Linked DNA regions of Homo sapiens: region 2 is linked to region 1. A link is a contact called in ENCODE Hi-C or POLR2A ChIA-PET data. All regions are on one chromosome and are shown on one strand. The core of a region is the stretch at or near the end of the contact, and the rest is flanking DNA. Distances in the headings are between cores, read along the strand shown.

Region 1 (7,272 bases), core at 2,100-4,599:
ATCCCTCTCTCCAGGGGGCCCCATGCTAGAGAGAGGCAGTGGTTAAGAGCCAGGCTATCTGGGTTCAAGCCCTGGTTTTGCCAATCACTAGCTATGTGATGCTAGGCTACTGCCTCAATCCCTCTGTGCCTCAGTTTCCCTACCTGTGAAATGGGATAACAATCCCCCTAGATAATTGCAGTCGTTAATGAACTCAGAGCAGCACCTGGCACATAGTGCTATGTGTTCCATTTAGGTTATTATTCTTAAGGCAAGGGTCTCTGTGTCGGTGAAATGTGGGGGATACTCACTCCTCCCTGTCACCAGCAACAGCAGAGTCTCTTGGAAGTGTCTCCTTGCATAACCATCCTTCCCAACCTCTGAATCACCTCCCTCACCCCGCCAGCATCCCCAAGTGATGGGAGGGACAAGGGGTCCAACCCAACCCTGCCCAGAAAGTGAATGCGCCAGATGCATTCTTTTATTTTTTATTTTTATTTTTATTTATTTATTTTTTTGAGACGGAGTCTCGCTCTGTCGCCCAAGTTGGAGTGCAGGGATGCGATCTTGGCTCACTGCAACCTCTGCCTCCCGGGTTCAAGCAATTCTCCTGCCCCAGCCTCCTGAGTAGCTGGGACTACAGAAGTGTGCCACCACACCCAGTTAATTTTTTGTATTTTTCAGTAGAGATGGGGTTTCACTGTGTTGGCCATGATGGCCTCGATCTCCTGACCTTGTGATCTGCCCGCCTCGGCCTCCCAAAGTGCTGGGATTACAGGTGTGAGCCACTGTGCCCGGCTGAGACAGCTGCATTCTGAGGACAGTAATTATTGGGCACCTGCTGTGTGCCAGGCCTGATGCTGATGTTTTATCTGCACTTGCCCCATTTAGTCTTCAAGGTAGGTATCGCTCTCCCATTACACAGATAAGAAAGCTGAGGCCTAGAGATGAGTGTCCAAAGTCACCCAGAGAGCAAACAGAGAAGCTCGGGTTGGAATTCAAGACTCCCATCCCTCAGAATCTGTGATCTTTCCTCAGGAGCAGGGTGTGCTCCTTGGCCGTTAATGTCACAAACACTGGGGGGGCTTTTTCTTAATGCAGCATCCTAAGACCCTCCCTAGAGCTAGAGAAGCAGAGTCTCTGGGTGGGATCCAAGAGTCTACCCCTGAATAAAATAGCTGCCTCTGGCCTTGGACCTCCTTTAACCTAACACAGCCCCTATTGCAGACAACTGGACCCTGAAGAAGGAGAAAGGAGATGGAGCCCAGTCAATCTGCACGCTTACCTCCAAGGGGATGGATGCAACACCACTTCTGTGCCCCCTTCATCCCCAGGATCCCTCGCTCTCTCCTGGTGCTTGGGCCCCAACAGGCAGAGTGGGACAAAGGAGGGCAAGGAAACATCTCCAATATGTTTTCCAAAGCACGGTGGGTGAGAGGAGCAAGAGGGTCAATGGGGCCTACCTCCTCTGTCCATTGAGGGATACAAGTGAAATGCGGAGGGACTGATACCCTGGACAGTACCCAGGGGCTCCATCAACTGGGGGCGGAAGACCAGTTCTGGGGGTGGGGGAGGTTCTTTCAGACTGGCCCTGCTGCCTGCAGCACGAGGAAGACCCTCTGTCCACTCCTACATCTCCCCCAAACCCCCATGGATGTGATTGGACAGCCGCCCCAGGCACTCTGTGCTGCGGGGGCAGCAGACGCTTGGTCCTCAGTGAGGAGTGGAGAGGGATCAGCATACATCACATCACACTTGGCACGGCCCCCATTGGTGGGCAGCATGCCACCGTGTTGGTGAGCTGTCTCCCTGCAGAGCCTTCACAGGCGGCAAGGGAGGGGCTTCCAGGGGAATCACTGCCTATCAGGAGTGGCACAGCCCCAGGAAGCCCCCCGGACCATCCCTAGTTCCTGCCTTGCCTGGGCCCAACCAGAGCTGGGCTGAGGAAGGGAAAAGGGAGAAGGGCACTGGGGCTGGGAGATGAATTCCAGGCTGGGCCATGCTGGGGACCTCAGGCCACAACCAAGGGCTCGATCCCAGAGGGAGAGGCCTCCCACTAATCACATTCAGGTGACCGGAAGCTCTGAGGCTCTGGACCCTGCTTCCTGGAGATGTTAGGGAGGAGAGGGAGAGAGGAGTCCCTTGGCTCTGGGCCAGTCCACAGACTTCTCCCCAGAGGCCCAAGGGCTGTTGGGGGGGGATAGAAGACCCACTATCAACTCCCACGTCCACCCACACCCAAATAATGCCTCAGTCTACAAGAAGCCAGGTCCCATAGAGTTGAGGGAGCTCACAGTCTGAAGGAGGAGACACTTCCTGCTGTCTGGGATCTGCCAGTCTGAGGGCAGAGACGTAGCCACTCCCTTCCAGAACATCAACCTCCCAGTCTCCTCATTGTCTCCAAACAGGGCTAACACTCTTCTGTCATCCCTTTCATCCTGATCTCAGTCCTTCCAGACTCAAATCACTGCCCTCCTCATCCTCAGAGCCTTCCTGGATGACCACACAGCTCCAATCCTCCACCCTGGCACTCTTAGAGCAGTTAATTTGGTGGTGGACAGATAATTCCTAATGGCATGCAAAGAACTCATATTTCCTAGGCACCACCTGTACCAGAGGCCTGGTGGCAGGACCTTGATCATGCAAACATGACATGATCCAGGCATGCAGGGAGCTTCCAGTTCAGGAACATTAGGACGGACCAAGAAGATACAGTGAACTGTCAGTTAAACATCATCTTTTCCCAGACATTTCTGCGTGTGTGTGTGCGCGCGCGTGCGTGTGTGTCCCCAGCTAGGCTGGGACTTTGTTAGAGCAAGACAGGAACTGAGCTTAAATATCAGGCCACACCCCCATCTAAACTAAGTCCCTAGGATATTCTCCCAGAGCCCCATGTAATTTTCCCTCTTGGCACACATTACAGTTTGTAATTCTTTTTGGTGTGACTACTTGCTTTAAGACTCTCCTTTTCCAGGCTCTATAAGAGTAGCTGAGTCCATGGCTTCACCCGTGTATCTTGAGCACCTGGCATATTTGATGACTGAATGAATGATTTGAATGAAAGCACCACATTCCTATTCATGCCCTTGCCCCTAGCACACAACCTGTAGGTGCTCAGTGCTCAGATTTGGCAGGATGGCAAAGTAAAAAGAAGCCCATCTTGCCACAGCTAGGAATTCAAGGTCAATCCCAGAGCAATCCCAAGGCAGTTCATCAAGGAAGACTTCCTGGTGGAGGAGGACATGGACTGGGGACTTTCAGCCTCACATCTGTTCTTCCAGTTCATCATCTGTTTCTGGCAGGAACTCCTGAGGACAGAGGTTACGTCTGGGTCTCAGGGCCATCCCCAGCACACCCCCATTCAAGCTGCGCATGACCTGCCCCACTGTCGACAGCCAGCTGTGACTCACAACTCCTGAGCCTTTCCTCTTGGCCAGAGATCGTGGAGTAGATATTACAGTAACATTACTAACCACAAGTAGAGGCGGTGACCGTACTTACGCTCAGAGCACCTCCCCCCACCCCTGAGACCAGAGCAATGACCTCACACTCATGTTCGGCAGCAAGCACGGACAGTCCTGCCCGGAGGCAGGGGGATGGCCCACATGGCCCTGGTCTTCCAGAGAAGCCCAGCGTCTGGCCTCTTCCCCTCAGCGCTGGTCACATTCTCCCCACCTTCCCCTCCAAGCAGCCCACCTGGGGTAGGTGCTGAGTCCCCTGCTGCTGCCTCCCCCGGGTGAAAGCAGAGTAAACAGTCCCCCTCTCCCCCGCCTCCCTGGGGAGGGCTGGAGGAAAGAAAGGGAAGTGACAAAAGCTGCCCTATCCCTGTCCTTCCTCACTGCTGGGTCTAGGACACTTATTCTGGGGAAAGTGGCGTCTGAGGATGTGGCTGCAGTGGCCAGTTGCTGGCGCCAGCAGAAATCCCCAAGCCCGTCAGTAGACTCTGTTCAGACGCGTTCGCTGACCATGGCACTGAGTAAGTGCTGAGGAGACACCTGAGGACCCAGGTCACGCCCCTGCCTGCCCTCTCCTCCCAGACAGGCCCCTCCTAGGGCTCAGACCATTCCAGTTCCTCTTGTCAGACCCTGAGAAGGCCCAGGGCATCCACCCCTACAGGGAAGGCTCAACAGGAAAGAAAGAAACACACAGGAACTGGGCTCAGAGCCCAGCTGCGTGCTCTTGGGCAAGTTACTTAACCTCTTTAGGCCTCAATTTCTCAACTATAAAATGGGACTAAGACTAGCTGCCTGTTGAGCTGTTGTGAGATAAGTGAGTGCACTGGCCTGGATCTGCAGACGGTGGACAACAGCCAACGGCAGCCGGATGTGGCATTGTGCTGCTGCCTTTAGCAGCTCCAGGCAGTAACTACTGAGTATCAGGGAAGAACTGAGACCTCAGAGAAGGGAGAGAACCAGGATTGCTTGAGGCAGGGCGTTGGGAAGGCCCCACTTACCCTCTGGCAGTTGCAATCTAAAAGGAACAAAGAGGCTTTGTGGCAGATCCTGTCTCCTAATATCCATTCCTCGTTTATTTCCCAACTTTTAGCCAGACCCCCATGGAATAAAGACTAGACTACCTAGCTTCCCTTGCAGCTAGGTATGGCTAGATGACTGAGTTCTGGCCAATGGAATATAAGTGTGACTTCTAGGAAGCTTCCTTGAAGGGAAGGGGCATGTCCTTCTTCAGGCTTTCTTCTTCCTTCCTGCTGGCTGGGGCTCCAGCAGCCATCTTGGGCAATGAGGTGACCCTGGAAATGGAAACCACACCTAGCAGGTCAGAAAGATAGAAGGAGTCTCTGACCACATCCCAGAAATATTTTACATGAGCAAAAAATTCACTATTTATCTTGTGTAAACCAAAATTTAACTGATACAAGCTTCTCCTCTGGTGAAATAATCTCGACTCATGTGTGGCTGGGCAGAGTAGGATGGATGAGGTGTCTAGAAGAGAAGAGTTACCAGGGGTGTGATGTCCCCATCCAGGAGCACTTCCTCCTACTTGCCCTGTGAGGTCAGGAGGAACCCTGTTGGGAGGACTTGGCTCCAGGAGGATGGATGGATGGATGGATGGATGGATGGATGGATGGATGGATGGATAGATAGATGGATGGAAAGGAGGGAAGAGCCCAGGTAAATGCATGAGATGAGGAGAAATACCTAGAAGGAGGAAATACCCTGGGAAAACACTTCAGATGACAGAGAGCCAGGCTAGGGGTGTGGGGATAGCAGAACAGGATGGCCTACCTGACTCACTGCCCAAGTCGGACTCTCAGTTTTCCCACCTGTGCTTTGGGAATGGGCCTTATCGCCTCACTCAGGGCCAGCGTGAAGTGATTCAAAAACCAAACCAAAACTAAACAGAGAATCAGTGTAGCATTAAATCCGTTGTCAGCCCAGACAAAACCCTTCTCTGTGCCTGGGATTCCTATAAAGTAAGGATACCCGTGGACCCCACCTCACCTGGCTGTTGTGAGTATTCAGCGAAAGGGCTACTGTAATGTGCTCATCACAGTGTCTGGCACAAGGCAAGTGCTCAGTAAGCAGTCAGTGCTATTATTGCTGCTGTTGAAATCCTGCCCTGGGGTGTGAGGAACAAGAAGCTGCCACTTGATTGGTCTGTGGCATGAGTTAGGGAAAGAAACCTGGACTCCTCACTCCAGAATAATATCTCCAGCGCTTTGGGGACCTAAAGGACCAGGTAATGCCTTGGGAGCACCACACCATAAACACACATCAGGATCCTGACGGCATAAGATGGAATGGGGGTAGTAGGGAGACCTGGCAGGGTGGGGGCAGCCAAGGCTTAAATTTTGGTACCACTGCCTGGGACCCCTGGAGGGACAGCTGTCAGGTCAGGCCCTGACCCCCAAGCTCTCCTCCTTGGCCAGGCCAGGTCCACATTTGGTCACAAGAAGCTGGCAAGAGGCCAGACAGGGCCGCAGATGCCATGGAGAGGGCAAACACAGGCCCGACGGAAAGGGGGAAAAAATCGGGCTTGTTCTGCCTGGGCAAGAGCAGGCTCAGGGGTGACATCAACGCCATGATAAGCAGTTAGATGAGTTAATGCCCAGGGATGCTTTTCCTGAAGTTCCCCAGAGAAAGTTGGGGGTTAAATGATGAGTGTGTTGGCAGATTTGTACCCTCAAAAAATTACGAGTGTGACCACTGTTAACAATGAGCAGGGACTTTAAGAGGAGAACTAAGGAGCTGTCATTTCTCTCTGGAGAAGTGAAGGAGAAGAAATGATCTTACATTAAAGTAAACACGATTCCGGATGACCTAAGGGAGAATTCTGACTGCCCATGACATGAGCTCTCTGTGTGCAAGGAGCTGTGGACTGAGTCCAGAACTGAATAGGGCACACAGCTTCAGTGGCCTGTCCTGAAACCCCAGCACAGCCTCCAAGTTCTGGGCTTCTGTTCCCACCTGTGTTAAATCAGACAAGGTAACGATTATGGATAGGGATTTAGGAATCATACAGAGATCAGTTTGAAGGCACTTTGGACAAGTTACCTAACTTCTCTGTCCTTTGTTTCTTCCTCTGTTTGGAAGAAAAAAAAAAAACAGAACTGGGTGCAGAGGGTTGCTGGGAAGATTAATTCAGTGGATGCCAGCTTAGAGCCTGGCACCCAGGACGAGCTCCATAAATATTCTCCAGTGGGGCTATTTTTCTCCTGTCTGGGCAGGGATTGGACAGTATCTCTTGAGTTCTTTTCAAGTCTAGAATGCCTTGATTCCACAATCCTGTGACTCACTGATTCTGCTTCTGGGGTCTGAGGACTGGGATGAGTTGGTTGCACAGCTCTGCCCTGCAGGGCCCAGGCCCAGCACCTGGACATAGCCCAGCCTATAGTCTGCACCATTTTATTTCTACCAGTGGACTTTGCCTTGCCCATCATGTGCCCTCAGCCTCATGGGCAGCCTTGTGGCCACAGGTGGCCCTGCCAGCTGTCCCTGACCTCTGCTCTGCACCTTCACCTGGAGCAGGGCAGTGCAAGCCCCTCCGGCTAACTCCTTCCTCACACCTACATTCCCCTGACAATGTCACATGCTGTGCAAGTTGGCAGGGCCAGAGGGGCCACAGATGCCAACAAAAACACCATTCCTGTGGAGGGAGAAGAGCCCATGGGTGTTATTTTTAACCTGCTGATTAGAGGCCACAGCTCTGCCCCTGGGGGTCCTGGGACTAAGGGCTCTGAGGGGCATGTGAGTTGTCAGGCCTCACCTCAATGACTCCCAAGGGTATTGGGCTGCAGAAACCCCAGCCCTTCTACCACTTTGATGGAGAAGTGGG
Region 2 (7,272 bases), core at 4,773-7,272, 160 kb after region 1:
CCGATTGGCCCGCCGCCTGGGCTCCCAGGACATGCGAGAGGCTTTGCTGGGCTGTCTGCTGTTCATTCTCAGCCAGCGACACTCGCCAGACGCTGGGGAGGCCTCAAGAGTGGACCGCCTGGAGAGGAGGGAGAGGTTAGGCCCCCAAAAGTGAGGCCACAAGTCCTGGCAGCAGCTGTATCCACAAAATGCTTTCTTTTGGAGTAGGATAATCCTGGCACCAGCACTGACCGAAGCCTGCCCAGTGGACAGAAGATATAGTGAGGGTTGTGCATGAGAGGGATCTGCCACAGACATGCCTCTCCACTCCCAACAGAAATGTCTTTCTGGAAGAATGCCTTGCATCTAGCACAAAACTGATTATTGCCCCTCTGTCCTCCAGCAGTTCCTCCCAAAGACCACTCCTAATCACCTCTGGCCTCAGGCGGGAGGGGAACTAACACCCACCCACCCCTGCCCTCCCTGCAAATGGGAACATCAAGGTTCCCAGTGCTTAACTGAGGGACAAGTGACAATTTAGCAGAGAGGCAAGATTTGAATCCAGACTGTCTTCCAGACTCAGGACCTACCTTAAAATAATATCTGAGTTGCTTATGGAGGCAGACCTGCCTGCAAAGCCCAGCACTCAGCAAGTGCTCAATAAATATTTGATTTGAATTCTTTCCATGGCTTTGAAAGTCTAATCACCCAGACTGCTGCTCTGCAAAACAGTTTAACCTGGCCTGGCAGTTGGTGGGGGTGGGGGAGAGGAGAGATGGACAATTGTACAAGGGTTTATTTTGCTACCTATTCCATCGTGGTTTCAGTCCTCACAGCCTGGAAGTTGTTTCCCCCTGCTAAGTTTCGGTCAGTATGTCACACTGTGACCCAGAAATGGCTTGAGTCCATCTAGGAGGAAGTTTGCCTGGCTAGCTCACAGTAGGGAGGAAAATATCCTCCAGCGAGTTTGAGGACTTCTCAGCTAGTGGTGGTGGGAAGAGGGGTGATACGTTTGCTAAGAGACTGGGTGGGAGGCCACCCAGGGAGGCAGTGCAGAAATGCATCCCCTTGAGGGTCATCCCACCCTAGAAGAGACTAGGGTTGGGTGAGTTGCCTTAAGAACTGACTTCATCATTTCCTCCTCCCTAGTGGGAGGCCCCTCAGGGGTCAAATAAGAGCCTCAGAAGAGTCAACATGCTTAAGGAAACACAGTTAGAAAGTGCAGTCTGGGCAGGGCGCGGTGGCTCACGCCTGTAATCTCAGCACTTTGGGAGGCAGAGGCAGGAGGATCACCTGAGGTCGGGAGACCAGCCTGACCAACATGGAGAAACCCCGTCTCTACTAAAAATACAAAATTAGCCGGGCGTGGTGGCGTATGCCTGTAATCCCAGCTCCTACGGAGGCTGAGGCAGGAGAATCGCTTGAATCCGGGAGGCGGAGGTTGCAGTGAGCCGAGATCGCGCCATTGCTCTCCAGCCTGGACAACAAGAGCGAAACTCCGTCTTAAAAAAAAAAAAAAAAAGAGTTAGACACATTTGCATCCCAGCCTCCGGATAATTTGCTTATTGTTCCCAGGCAATAATCCTCTCTCTCTGGGTGACTCTTGGGCTCTATCTAGGTTCAGACGAGGACAGTGAGGAGTACAGGATCCAATTGGGATTCCAGTCCCCTCCCCACACCCGTCAGAAGGCTTGGTTGGGAAAGAAGTGAGCCCCAAGCTATCCGCCCCACCCCCAGCCCTGCGGGGCTTTCTGCCTGCCACACGCCGTCCCTGCTCACTACCCCATCGGTTTCCTTCGGGAGTCTTCAAAGCCAGTGCACGTGCTCCCAGGTCTCAGGGAGGCGACCCAGGGGGAGGGGCAGAGAGAAGGGGGTCCGAGCCCTTGGGCCCCTAACCCCGTCCCTTTCCGGAGCCTCGGGTGCCCAAAGGCGCCGGCCGCCAGTCCCAGGCCCGAAGGGCCCCTCCCACTGAGTCGGCTCTGGTCTCCCCGCCCCTGAGCCGCGAGGACTGGACGCAGCTGGCTGCGGAGCTCTGGGCGGGCGCTGGGGTCGCCTGTTGCAGCCTCTCTTCCGCCCGGCGGCCCACACCGGTCAGGCCCGGCGCGGGCTGCGCTCTCCAGCTGTGGCTATGGCCCCAGCCCCGAGATGAGGAGGGAGAGAACTAGGGGCCCGCAGGCCTGGGAATTTCCGTCCCCCACCAAGTCCGGATGCTCACTCCAAAGTCTCAGCAGGTGCGCGGGGCGGGGCCGGGGGGCCTGGCGGGGCGGGGTGGGGTGGGGGCGAGGTCTGCGCCGTTCTCACGCTGCCGGGCGGGACAGGGGGCCAGTAGGGGGACCCGCTGGGCTACAGTGTCTCAGGGGAGTCAGAATCTTTGGTTTCTGGATGCGGGGCCACTTTTCTGGGCCTTCGAAGGCCATTATTAGATGACTGCCTCCCCAAACTCCCCAGCCACTTACAGATGTCCCAGGAACATAGGGTAGGGGGAAGAGGTCTGGAAAATTAGCCTAGAAGACCAGCCCAGACCTAACTGAACAAAGAATTTAGTCTTCTCGAACCCCGAGCCAGTACCCACACTGTGAACACACCTGTCTTTACTTAAAAAATCTTGATGTTTTATTCATCATGGAGTCTTTAAAAAAAAACAAAAACCGAGTCTCGCTCTGTTGTTCAGGCTGGAGGGCAGTGGTGCGATCACAGCCTACTGCAGCCTCGACCTCATGGACTCAAGCCATCCTCCCACCTCAGCCTCCCAAAATGCCAGGACCACAGGCATGCGTCAACATGCTCAGCTAATTTTTTTTTTTTTTTTTTTTTAAGAGACAGAGTCTCCCTGTGTTGACCAGGCTGGTCTTGAACTCCTAAGCTCAAGTGATTCTTCTACCTTGGCCTCCCAAAGTGCTGGGATGACAGATGTGAGCCACTGCACTTGGCATCATGGAGTCTTGATTTGTAGACATTGCATTAAAACTTATTTTGGTAAGGGCTGGGTGTGGTGGCTCACGCCTGTCATCCCAGTGCTTTGGGAGGCCAAGGCGGGCGGATCACAAGGTCAGGAGTTCGAGACCAGCCTGACCAACGTGGTGAAACCCCGTCTCTACTAAAAAAAAAAAAAAAAATACAAAAATTAGCTGGGCGTGGTGGCACGTGCCCGTAATCCCAGCTACTCAGGAGGCTAAGGCAGGAGACTCGCTTGAACCCAGGAGGTGGAGGTTGCAGTGAGCCAAGATCACGCCACTGCACTCCAGCCTGGGTGACAGAGTGAGACTCCATCTTAAAGAAAAGAAAAAAAAAAACAAACTTATTTTGATTACATTAAAATGTATCTTTGTTTGTTTGTTTGTGTTTTCAGACAAGGTCTTGCTCTGTTGCCCAGGCTGGAGTGCAATGGCAGGATGATGGCTCACTGAAGCCTTGTCCTCCCGGGCTCTAGTGAACCTCCGGCCTCAGCCTCTGGAGTACCTGGAACCACAGGCTCGAGCCACCATGCCTGGCTAATTTATTTTAATTTTTTTTGTAGAGATGGGGTCTCACTGTGTTGCCCAGGCTAGTCTTGAATTCCTGGGCTCAAGTGATCCTCCCACCTCGGCCTCCAAAAGTGCTGAGATTTCAGGCATGAGCCACCACTCCTGGCCTAAAATTTATCTTGATTCATGAGTTTTTTGGCTCCCCCTTACATTTTACACCCCTGGCAAGTGCCTCACTGGCCTCTCCCTAGTCCCAGCCCTGTCACAAGGCCATGGAGATACAGTCACAAACACAACTGAGAACACAGACAGTCATGAGACATGTGCTGGTTACCAACCCCCAGGCCAAGCAAACACACTTCCAGCAAACACACATGACTTGTTGGTGACAGCTGAGAGGACACATGCCTGGGGAGAGAGAGGACTGTGTGTGAGGTGGTGAGGCATGCATGGGGCCTGCCAAGTTGGGGAGGGAGTCTGGGCCAAGCCACGGTCCCATATAGGGTGGTGAATAAGGTGTAGAGTAGAGGTGCAGCAGGACCAACCCTTCCCACCCCACCCCTTCGACAGGGACCTGAGGGAGCTCAGGGAGGGAGAGAAGCCAGAAGACCAGGCAGAGACTGAAGAGAGCTGGCAAGGCCTGGCTAGAAAAACTCCAGGCAAGGCCTGTGTAAGTTGGGGCTCCCAGGCTGTCCAGCAGGGGGCCCTGGCACCCAGCAACCTCTGCTTGGGAGGTGGCTACAGAGGGGTGTGGGTGTTGGCTAGGGGCCCAGCAGGATGGATGCCAGACGGACTTCTCTCCAACAATAACAGCCCTGGCTGTTGCCATCCACCGAGCTGGCAGGGCCCCAGTTTGGGTGGGGAGAGGAACCAGCCTTTCCCAGTCTGGCCTGAGACCCTCACCACTTCCCTCCAGTTTTCTTCCACCTCCAGCCCCCTCTGTACACAACTGCAGCCACTGGCCACCAGCCTTGCCATGCCTGGCAGATCTTCTGACCACTAGCCCTGCCACCCCCACAGACCCAGAGACCAGGAAAGGAGGGTGGGGAGCGAGGAAGGGGGCCAAGGCAGAGGGCAGAGGAGGGCTAGGAGAGGAAGAGAGAGAGACTGGACAAACATGAGGGCAGGAATTAGGGGGTTGTGGACAGACATGAAGCCACTCTCAAGTCATGGGGCTGTGCCTGGAAAAATACCACCTAAACCCATCTTCCTGCCCTCTGGTTAGGGCTGGCGGGGATGTGGGGGATGGGGGTGGGGTGGGGGAGGGTTGGGAAGGAATATGTGTGTCATCTCTGTGGGGCATGGAAACAGAAGGCTGGGGACACCCATTCTGGAGTAGCTTGGGGAGAGCCACTGACCCTAATTAGAAAAGCCACCTCTCTCCTTAGGGCCCTGTCTGTTTCTCTGGGGACAGGGTAGGACTACCTTATCCCTATGATGTGAGGTACTGCCAGTTGTTAATCAGTGTCTGTGGCTTCTCTAGGGGACAAGCCCTTCGGGTCAGTGGGCATGGGGTGGGCAGCGTGGGTTGGATTTTCTCCTCAGGACCTTTCCAGCCTTAGGATCATCCTCTAGCACTGAGTACTGCTGGAAGGGCAGGGAGTGCCCCCCACCCCACCCCATTTATTGCCCGACCAAAGAGAGGGCCTCCCTCCCCCTCCCTTGGAGGGACTTGCTGGACCACCCCTCAGCACGCCCACACCTTCCTCCTTAGCTAGTGAAAGACATACTCAGCAAGGCTTCCGCCTGTCAGGATGGCTGGGACAATAGGATTCACTGAGGATATAAGGCTGTTCCTAGCTTTTTCTCTTCCCATTCCCACCTGTGCCTCAGTTTTCCAAAGTGCTGGATTTAGAAAGGGTGAATTATGAGGGAGCTGGAGGGCTTTGCCCCACCCCCCTCCGCGCGCACACGCAAGCACAGGCAGAGGCACATACCCCCTCCAAGTCAAAGTTGTGAGTGGGGTGGTGTTTGCGCGTCTGTGGCTGGGACTGGATGTGTCAGGGATGGGAAAACCCATCATGCTGGTCACAGAAAATGCGCGGTGGGGACAGAAGCAGTTTTGAAGGAAAAGAAGAGGAGGGGGACTGAAAGAAAGAAGGGGGCGCTGAAAGGGAGGGCGCTGGGAGGAAAAAGGTGCAGTGTGGAGGAAGCGCGGCGTGGGCAGGGCTTGGGAAGGGATAACGGAATATCTGAGGTGGAGTGGGCCGTGGAGCGTCGGGGCCGGTCTGAGCAGCGGGTGTGTAAATGGAACAGTCCCGAGATGAATTTTATGGGAGTCTGCGCAGGTCCTTAATGTGTGGCTGTACCCTCCAGCCCCATGTACCCCACACGATGGACAGACAGCCTTGGTGTGGCAGGGCCCAAAGAGGTCCTATCTACCGCAATAACACGACCAGGCGGCCCTGGGGGCGCAGGGGCTCGGGGTGGGAGCGGCGGAGCGCGCGGAGTCGCCGCGGGGTGGCAGGGGTGGGCCGGGGGCGGGGCCGCGGGCGTCGGGGAGGTGGCAGTGGGCGCAGGGCGGGGCGAGCTCAGCGGAGGGCGGGTTTGAATGTGCCCCGGCGGGAGAGGGAAGCTGCAGCGAGAGCGCGCGGATCTCAGCGCGGGAGCAGTGCTTCTGCGGCAGGTGCTGCCCGGGGCCGGGGACTGGGGACTGGGGACTGCCGGGGCGGAAGACGCCGCTGCCCGCCTGCCACGGAGGGCAGGGAGGGCGGGCCTGACGGCTCCGCAGCCCGGAGAAGGGACGCCGGGTGGGGCCCCAGTGCGGAGCGTGCGGAGCCGCGCAGCACGTGGCGCGCACGGGCCAGGGAGCCTGAGGACCCTGCGGGGACCGGGACCCAAGCTGGGCGGGGCGGCCTGGCTCCCGGGCCTAAAACAGGCTGCGGTCACGTTGACCTCCGCAAGGGGCAGGCGAGTGGACGGGTGATCCCCATCGATCTGGTCGGTATCAGGGAGGGGCCGTGCCGCTGACTGCGCTGGCGGAGGGGTATGGGGATGGGGATGGGGATGGAGGCTCGCGAGCGGAGGTGCAGGCTCGCGAGCGGAGGTGCGGGGCTGTCTCTTTAACCCCGGTCTTTTACTGGCTAAACTCGTATCCCTGGCGTCTCCTTCCTGCGCACGTCTTCATTTACTGATTTACTGTGAGGGTATATGAGAGGGTGAAGACAAACAGTCCTCGGCTTTGCTTACCAGGAGAGAGCAGTCGTAGGTCAAGGCTGGCTCCAACCCTGCCCTCACACCTCTAGGGGTCTCTCTGCAGCCCTGTGGTAGTCCCTTTGCCTACTCCTCTCGGTGGCCTCCAGACCCTCCAACTTTCCTCCTGCTTGTGTAAGCTCCCCATGCCAGGATGTGTGTGATGGGGCGGGGCTGAGCTGCCTGACACTCAAGTCAGGCTGGGAATGATCTTGGTCTCCACCTCATTTTTCCCTTTAGTTGAATCAGAGTTCCCCCCACCTCCCAGTCTACAGGGCTAACTGAGAAGCAGCTTTTATACCTCTCTCCATTCCAAAAGGAGCTTGAACATTTAATATGGATTCTAGCTCCTCCACTCACCAGCTCTGTGACTTCAGGCAAGTGACTCAACCCCTCTGAACCTCAGCTGGCCCCATCTATTCAGTGCTAGTACTAGCTTATGGGTGGTTGTGAAGAAAAGACAAGAGATCTGCAGGTAGTGGCTAGCCCCATATGAAATCCTGGGAGTGGAGAATTGCAGGAGAGGTGTTGGGAGTCTGGAGGCAGGGAGGTACTCAATTTGGTGGCTACTTTCAGGGGCCCACCTCAGCAGGCCAAGGCATAGTTGGAGGGACACCAGATGCTCTGAGCTGGTATC

The links. Hi-C counts contacts between places; a loop is a spot of excess contacts on that map. ChIA-PET counts read pairs that join two places held with the same protein, here RNA polymerase II (POLR2A). Pooled maps may share reads with other maps.
Region 2: a pooled map shows a loop between it and region 1 (2.4-fold over the local background). The contact joins the promoter of SLC29A1 here to the enhancer-like site in region 1. A Hi-C loop is called at or near these places in 1 of 50 pooled maps. POLR2A ChIA-PET finds 5 or more read pairs at or near these places in 3 of 52 experiments (HepG2, IMR-90 and K562).

What each region holds. Positions count from the first base shown.
Region 1 is chr6:44,055,267-44,062,538 of GRCh38, forward strand. The region is part of intron 1 of SCIRT (stem cell inhibitory RNA transcript); the gene reads right to left. Among named protein-coding and RNA genes, the nearest start is that of SCIRT, 16 kb to the right of the region's middle. RefSeq lists an enhancer at 3,298-3,477 and a silencer at 3,778-3,847. Within about 2 kb of position 3,350, at least 32 of the 41 ENCODE cell types and tissues checked have a DNase peak (open chromatin) inside an H3K27ac peak, as active enhancers do; they include IMR-90, where a contact is called at or near this core.
Region 2 is chr6:44,217,573-44,224,844 of GRCh38, forward strand. SLC29A1 (solute carrier family 29 member 1 (Augustine blood group)) reads left to right here and starts at 6,023. Exons shown (of 13, transcript NM_001372327.1): 1 at 6,023-6,069. It overlaps MYMX (myomixer, myoblast fusion factor), which reads left to right. Exons shown (of 2, transcript NM_001315494.2): 2 at 1-662. The coding sequence ends at 154. RefSeq lists enhancers at 1-611, 5,852-6,710, 6,953-7,102 and silencers at 1,600-1,894, 1,782-2,011, 2,242-2,341, 5,863-6,262.